3 separate regions of the Homo sapiens genome follow, and all the other regions are linked to region 2. The links are chromatin loops, found by intact Hi-C in ENCODE. Cell type or tissue: A673. All regions are shown on one strand.

What was found. A loop is a pair of places that touch in the nucleus more often than their neighbours do. Peaks named below come from ENCODE experiments on the same cell type or tissue, not always from the same donor. Only the 100,000 strongest peaks of a DNase experiment are listed, where the experiment ranks them.
Region 1: it touches region 2 in a loop (8-fold over the local background); 23 of 110 quality-filtered maps call a loop at or near these places.
Region 3: it touches region 2 in a loop (7-fold over the local background); 68 of 110 quality-filtered maps call a loop at or near these places.

The regions. Positions count from the first base shown.
Region 1 is chr15:48,854,985-48,857,484 of GRCh38, forward strand. SHC4 (SHC adaptor protein 4) reads right to left here. Exons shown (of 12, transcript NM_203349.4): 8 at 969-1,140. Among named protein-coding and RNA genes, the nearest start is that of EID1, 22 kb to the right of the region's middle. RefSeq lists a silencer at 568-862. In A673, CTCF peaks have their summits at 1,053 and 1,259; a DNase peak (open chromatin) is centred at 1,057.
Region 2 is chr15:48,357,081-48,359,580 of GRCh38, forward strand. No RefSeq gene overlaps it. Among named protein-coding and RNA genes, the nearest start is that of DUT-AS1, 26 kb to the left of the region's middle. In A673, CTCF peaks have their summits at 1,236 (motif pointing right) and 1,436; DNase peaks (open chromatin) are centred at 1,421 and 1,961; H3K4me3 peaks cover 884 bases; H3K27ac peaks cover 1,138 bases.
Region 3 is chr15:48,799,763-48,802,262 of GRCh38, forward strand. All of the region lies in intron 2 of CEP152 (centrosomal protein 152), which reads right to left. Among named protein-coding and RNA genes, the nearest start is that of CEP152, 10 kb to the right of the region's middle. In A673, a CTCF peak has its summit at 1,490 (motif pointing left); a DNase peak (open chromatin) is centred at 1,509; H3K4me3 peaks cover 644 bases; H3K27ac peaks cover 606 bases.

The DNA of each region.
Region 1 (2,500 bases), 500 kb after region 2:
ACATGTACACAAAGAAGTGAACAATAGACACACTGGGGCCTATGTGAGAGTGAAGGGTGGGAGGAGGGTGAGGATTTAAAAACTAGCTACCAGGTGCTATGCTGATTACCTGGGTGACAAAATTATCTGTATGCCAAACCCCCATGATAAACAATTTACCCTTGTTAACAAACCTACACATGTACCCCTTGAGCCTAAAATAAAAGGTGGAAAGAAAAAAACTAAAACAAAAATAAAATAAAATAAAAGTTGAAATTATAAAAATAACAACAACAAAAAAGAAGAGGGGTCAAACATTATAAAGAGATACAGAATACTGAAGAAGGAAATAGATTTAGCAATTAAACCACTGGTGACCATTGTAAAAGTAACTTCCATCAGATTGTCAAGCAGAGTTCAGATCTTCCAGTATAGTGCACATGTTAACACAAAGACAGGGACAATGCTTTCTAGAAGTTTGTGGGTGAAAGGAAGATGACAAGGAGGTGGAACATTATTAGGTTGGGTTGAGGGAGTCCAAGTTTTTTGCAGGCAGAAGGAACCAATAGAGAAAGAGTGAAGATTGAGACAGAAGTTACTGGACAGAACTAGGACACAGAGTTGGCAGGAGAGGTTTGGATGAGAAGCACAGGGAAAAGATTAGCTTTGGAGATAGTTGCTAAGGAAGAGAAGCAAGGAGAACATGGGCAGACTTAGAGCTGTGGAGGGGTGAAGCTGAGGATAACATGTTGGATCGCCTCAGTCTTCCCAGTGAAGTGAGATATGAGATCATCTGCTGAGGCTACAATTGGGGGATTAGGAGTAAAAATGATCTAGTGTAGCCTCTGACAGTTATTCATTCTCTGGCTCTGTATTTGAGGAAGACAGGACTTTCTCTAAACTAGCATTTGGAAATCCTCAAAGTAAATGCTCTAGTGATAAGGGCAGAATTGCATTGCTGGTTCCAACAACAATAAAACATTACATACCAAATAGCACAACTTTTCACACTGTATGGGGCAGTAAGCCATTTGTTCCGTGGCTTGAACTTTGATCCGCATATCTGAAACACCACCTACTGGTGGCTGCTTCCCTGGAATTTCATTGTAATATTCATGATCTTCTCTCTCCTCGGCATGGCTATCAATATGCACCTCCTCACTGTGAAGGAAAAAAGAATCCTCAAGAGGCTGGGCGAAAATTCAAATACTGTAAGGGATGCAAGGGGATCAGAACCAAGCAAATCATCCTGAAAAACTTTGCATTCATGTTTTCAGTTTATAGCTGTGCTTAAGTGATGTTAAACATTTGGATGGGAGCAGTCAGATGGTTGAGTTGTTTAGCTTTCTGTAGACAAAACGGGGTAAGCCAATAGAAAGTGCCAAGGGTGATGCTTTTGTGTCTCCTCCAGTGATAAAAATAATGATAATAACAATATATGAACTTCCTAAATGTAAGATATTTTTGTCATAAGATCATAAAAATACAAAGTATTCTTGAGTATCTCCAGCACACTTTGATTGTTCCATTTTGGAAAGTTTTGCCCAGATAAAATTTAAATATTGTTCTTCGGGTATAGGGCCTGTCCCAGTTTATTAAACCAAAATGAAAAAAAAAATAAGAGAGCTATGGCCAGCTATCTTGTCTGCACAGATCTGGAGGAGTACATGGGATTAACACAGAAATATTAGAACCATATGTGGCAAGTGGGTAGATTTATATAAACATGGAATTGTTTTTAAAATTGAAACAGGGCAAGACAAACAAACAGACTTTTCTTCCAAATTGGAATCAGGGAAAGTTTCTTACTAAAAAAAAAAAAAAAAACAAGAATAAATCAAGTCTATTTGGATTGAACTGATTCAACTGACAACTCACACAGTTTTGTTAGGTTCATTACATGTCAATAAAATGATAGCACTAAGACAGAAGTGCTATCCTGGGAAAAATTCAGCATCAAGGCCTCCTGGTAACACCCTCTCCTTTGCTACCCTAGACTACCTCATAAAAGGAGATCTCCAAACCTAGTATTTGTTGATACACAAAGTGACATACCAGAGGAAAATGCATTTTAAAGTACCCAAGAGTTTTGTTTCTCCGGCATGAATTGTGTGAGCCAGAGGCATCACTGCATTCCACACTTGGTGAGGTCTGACAGGCCTGAAAGGGTTCAGCTTTCATTGCAGACTTTCTGTGCCTTAGAACAACCAAATCCTTGGGTCCCACCGTGTTCCACTCTAACCACAGTTTAGCTGAAGCCTATCTATTTACATTGCAAACCAACTGACAGGAATTCCTACAAGAGACATTTGATTCTTATTTTGCTCTTTGTTCTTGCTGTGTTTTTTTTTTTAACTGATATGTAAAGGATCTGGGGTTGAAACAAATCTGAGAAGTTTATTGATGTTTATTATTTTGATTTCAATTAATTAATTCAAAGCTCTTTATAGTGCTAGAATAACAGAGATAATCTATTCTTACTTTTAGTGAGAAGGGATCTCTTTTAATCTTGTTACAAAGC
Region 2 (2,500 bases):
GAAGGGATGCTAGTTCTTCCATAGAAGTCAGATGGGAGTTTTATATAGTAGTGTGTGTGTCTGTGTGTGTGTGTGTGTGTGTGTGTGTGTGTGTGCTGTTATTAAAATGAAGAGTGACTCTGGAAGACTGGAAGACTTGGGGACAGCCAGACAGCTGGCCTTTGGGTTACAGTTGCATTTTCCAAGTTTCCTTTCCTTGCAAGGAAAGAAAATACTAAATTTAAACACCATCTTTCAATTTCTCAGTCAATAATTTCCTTTTCTGTCTCTTTCACAAATGCAGTTTCAAGACATCAATGCAAGGCATTTATTTTCTACGGCGCCTTTCAGAAACATGAAATCACTGAAGGAGCGTTGTTAAGCAATTCCAATCCCAATTAGGTTTGCAGCTGATGTCTACGTAGCCTTGTTTAAGTTACTATTCTTTAACAACTTGTGGTGTAACTAGCAAAAATTGTAAAAAGTGGACCTAGATTCTTGCAAAATTACCCTGTAGCGTTCTCAAGGTGGGGGAAAGAAAAATATGGACAACAATTGAACTAAATTTAATTTTATCAAGTTAATAATGCCTTTAAGATTATAGATAGGCCAGGCGCAGTGGCTCACGCCTATAATCCCAGCACTTTGGGAGGCCGAGGCAGGTGGATCACCTGAGATCAAGAGTTCAAGACCAGCCTGGCTAACATGGTGAAACCACATCTCTGCTAAAAATACAAAAAAATTAGCCAGGCATGGTGGCGGGCGCCTGTAATTCCAGCTACTTGGGAAGCTGAGGCAGGAGAATCACTTGAACCAGGGAGGCGGAGGTTGCAATAAGCTGAGATTGCGCTATTGCACTCCAGCCTGGGCAACAAGAGCAAAACTCCGTCTCAAAAAGCAAAACAAAACAAAAGATGATAGATAAACAGAGGAATTTGGGATTTGAAATGTCATCTTCTCTTAAGATGCATCTAGACAGTTGATAATTGCCCAAATAAGTTTAATATGGGATAGACTGCGAACTTTTTTTGCATGCAGATAGCATGAGTTATAGCTATTTCCTTATTTATATTCTAATAGAAAAAGAATTTTTCTTTGAGAAAAGAAAATGGCAACTTTACTATCTTTATCAGATGCGTTTCTGTCTTAAAAAAAGACCGAGGCTGTATGTGGGAAACAAAAATTATAACCAACATTAAGACAATATGTTGTTGAAAATACTGCTATCTAGAGGCCTTAGGAAATAGTATCTAGCAACCACTAGATGTCACTTGATGTTTGCTTTTTTGTAAAAGGTAGTTTTTTTGTTTTGTTTTTGTTTTTTCATAGTTTATCTGCAATTATAAGTCTACAATTCTCAATGGGTCCAAGCTGGCAGAAAACAAAATGCTGCAATATTTGAGTGAAAGCAGGCAAAAGTCATTAGATGAGAACAATGATTTTAACTTTAAATAAGATTTGGGTGGTTGCAGGGTTTGTATAATCTCTCCTGGCATTTGTAAGGACCAGAGAAGCCAGCAGCTTTGCCCTCCTGCTGTGTTTAAACAAAAATGGAAAATTGTAATGAACAGCTAGATTTTTCCTATCTTTCATTTTTTTCTTCCTCCTCCTTCCCCATTTTTAGGAGAATGTGACTTTTAAAATGATTGCCCTTTAATGAGGTTACTTGCAGCATTTTAAGATCAATCCTTCTTTGTTCAAATTTCTACCCACAAATCAAAACTGTTTTAATCTTCATTATCTCAGTAAAGCGCATGTGACAAAAGTAAATGGAGAAGACGTCTAGAAATGTTGTGAGGGTTCTCTGGGGTTATCCACTTCCTGTATTTGCTAAAACTCTAATAATCAGTTCCAGTAGAGACCATGTATCCTGGGGTTTTGTTTTGTGTAACAGCTATTTGTTTATTTTTTTTAACTGTCATTGTATTTTGGCTTCATGATGGTTAAATGAGTCTCCGTATTAAGTAAACCTCTCTGACCCTGCCTATTTCCTGTCTTGTCAAACCTTTCCTTGTAAGAATAACAGTGTTCTTTTATTTGGTAGTGTGCAGCATGATGTTTTTGGCATGGCCAACATTTTTGACTTGCAAAAATTTGTGACCTCAAGTGTGAGAGAAGTGAATGCTTTTTTCGGTACCTCATGGGGTCTCAATCTTAAAAAGTATCTTACGAAAGAATTATCAGCATGTTTATTTCCCAAACATCACAAATAAACAAATAGAAATAGCTTTTTTTAATAAGCTACTAAAAATATTAAACCAATGAATACTTGGTGAACATTTTGCTGCTACTAAACTTACATAATTTCTCAAACTGGCCTAGCTATATGAAGACACAGAGCTTTTATCATGTTCTGTCTAGTAATTCATATTTTTGAAAACATATTTTCAAACCAAAACACATTGTATGTGAGTGGAGTATGGCTATTCCAAGTCACAGAATGGAAGAAATATCTTTGTTGCCTCATCCTTATATACCTAGGTCTATTTAGTTCTGAAATGGATTCTATAAGATAAGAACC
Region 3 (2,500 bases), 440 kb after region 2:
TGAAAGGTAGCAAAGCAATTCTACAAAGACACAAATGCACTAGAGAAAAAAGTTGCATCTATGAGGTCTTTTAAAAGTAGCACCACTTGTTGTCTAGAATTATGCATCACTGCTTTAAGGAAAAAGACTACCCCCACATGTTACACAAGGAAAAATAAAACAAATCTTTTATACTTACATTAAGTAAAGACTCCTGAACAGAAAGAATATTTTCTTGTAAACCTTCAGTAAGGTTCAAGTACATAGCCTTAAAATTCAGGGGCGCCTTGACAGGGACATCTGAAGAGTACATTGTTTTCCCCGCACAAAAACAAAAAACTACATAATAATTCAGCAGTTATTGTAGCTTTGTGACACCACAAAATTGGCATCCACAGAGAAAAATTAATTTGAGTATAAGCAATCAGCTAATCAAAATGCTTCTGGATACATACATAAACATCAACTAGCAAAATCATCCCTATAGTATTCAGAGTCTTGCAAGATATTTTACATATATGCTAACATTTTAAAATTGATCTTCAAAAAATTTATCCATCAAGTTCTTTGGCATAGCTGGGTCATATTCCCTGGCTTCTGTAAGTTTCAGGGCAGAGAAAAGCTAAATGAAGTCCTCCTAAATAAGGCCATTCAGGAACAAAATTCCACCTCCAGTGTTTCCATTTCCCAGGATCAAAGTGTGCCCTCCTCATATACATTGTCAAATTGCCCTTTGGTCACTAACCTTGTGCAATAAAACACAAAATTGCCGTATCTAGATATGCATGTTACCAAATACAGAAATTTAGAAACTATAAATTTTCCTCATTAAAGATCTATCAAACTTCCAAATACAGATTCAAGAACAGAAATAACAATCCTTATAAGTGATAAGATTTAATACCACTCATTAATTTAAAATTCATCAGACTGCTTTTTGGCAGCAAGCAGCAATCTCAACAGGATATTACTGTGTATTAACCGAGTTTAAAAATTTAACAGATACCTTCCCTGTAAGAAAGATAATTTGCCACTCTAAGGCTTCAGTTGAAATAAATTCAGAATCATTCTATAAACTCCCCTCCTTTTCTACTTCATGTTTCTTTCTTAAAAAGAAAAAAAAAGAGAGCATTTTACTCAAAGAACTTTGTTAACAAAACACTTTGCAATAACCCATGTAGAACATACAAAAGCCTACATTCAGGGGCAAATGTAAAACAGAGAACATGTAAACCTTTTGTTAGGATTTTCAACTTAAATTAACTAAACAGATTATCTTCAGAGCCTATAATCCTCAATATTCATGAAGGCAAGAGGCCTCAAGTTACAAACCATACAATAATCTTCTCCCAAGAGAAAGGGTAGCAAATGGAATACCTAACGGTCATATTCCCTTTGAACAGGTGACCTCTTAGTACGCTTCTAAAAAGATTCTGATATTTTCAAATATGAATTATTAAATAATGCTTTCATGGATACACGCTAAATGTAAACAAATACTAGCTTTACAACTCCCTCTAGTGGAAACAAAATATCAAAATGCTTCCGCAATTACATCAAACAAGGCAGTTAAAAAGTGGAAGAAAGGCTATGCAATGGAAACCTTGCCTCTAAAATACATGATGCTGAGCTCAATGGAGCTTTATTATTCTATTAGAGAAGTACCACTATAAAAACCAAGTCAGTATTGCCAAGTGCAAGTTTCTATCTGCCACCTGCTACCTAAACCATCTACCTTTCTACTCAAGATCATTTTCAAATATGTCATCACTAAATGACCCGTCAACACTAAATGATCCATCATCAGCAAATATTATCTTGATATCATAGATTACCAAGTATTTCTGCCCCAAATCACCAGCTCCAGAATATATACACACATAAATAGATAATTTTACTATCTGGAACCAACAACAATCACAGAGCTACTTCTGGTGACACTGCAGAAAGTACATGTCTACTCCAGCTGACTGTGAGAGTCCAAAATGGCAATCTTGTTTAAGCTGTGGCTTTACCAACAACTGAGAGGCTTATAACAAGCATGCCTATTACAAAAAGACCTTTATCTGGGGCTGGGTGCAGTGGCTCACACCTGTAATCACAGCACTTTGGGAGGCCGAGGCAGTTGGATCACCTGAAGTCAGGAGTTCAAGACCAGCCTGGCCAACATGGCAAAACCCTGTCTCTACTAAAAATACAAAAAAAATTAGCCAGGCATGGTGGTGCATGCCTCTAATCCCAGCTACTTGGGAGGCTGAGGCAGGAGAATCGCTTGAACCCGGGAGGCAGCGTCAGCCAAGATCCCGTGATTGCACTCCAGCATGGGCAACAGAGCGAGACTCCATCTCAAAAAAAAAAAAAAAGAACTATATCTCTGTAATATCCAACTGTGCAATCACAAGTATAGAGACTTAGGTGAAAAGCATTTTTGCAAAGTCATATTGTTACATTATGAGTGAGTTAATACAAGAGCTTCTGAATTATTTTCTGGGACAGCTTTATAAAGAAAAGTTTGCTTTGG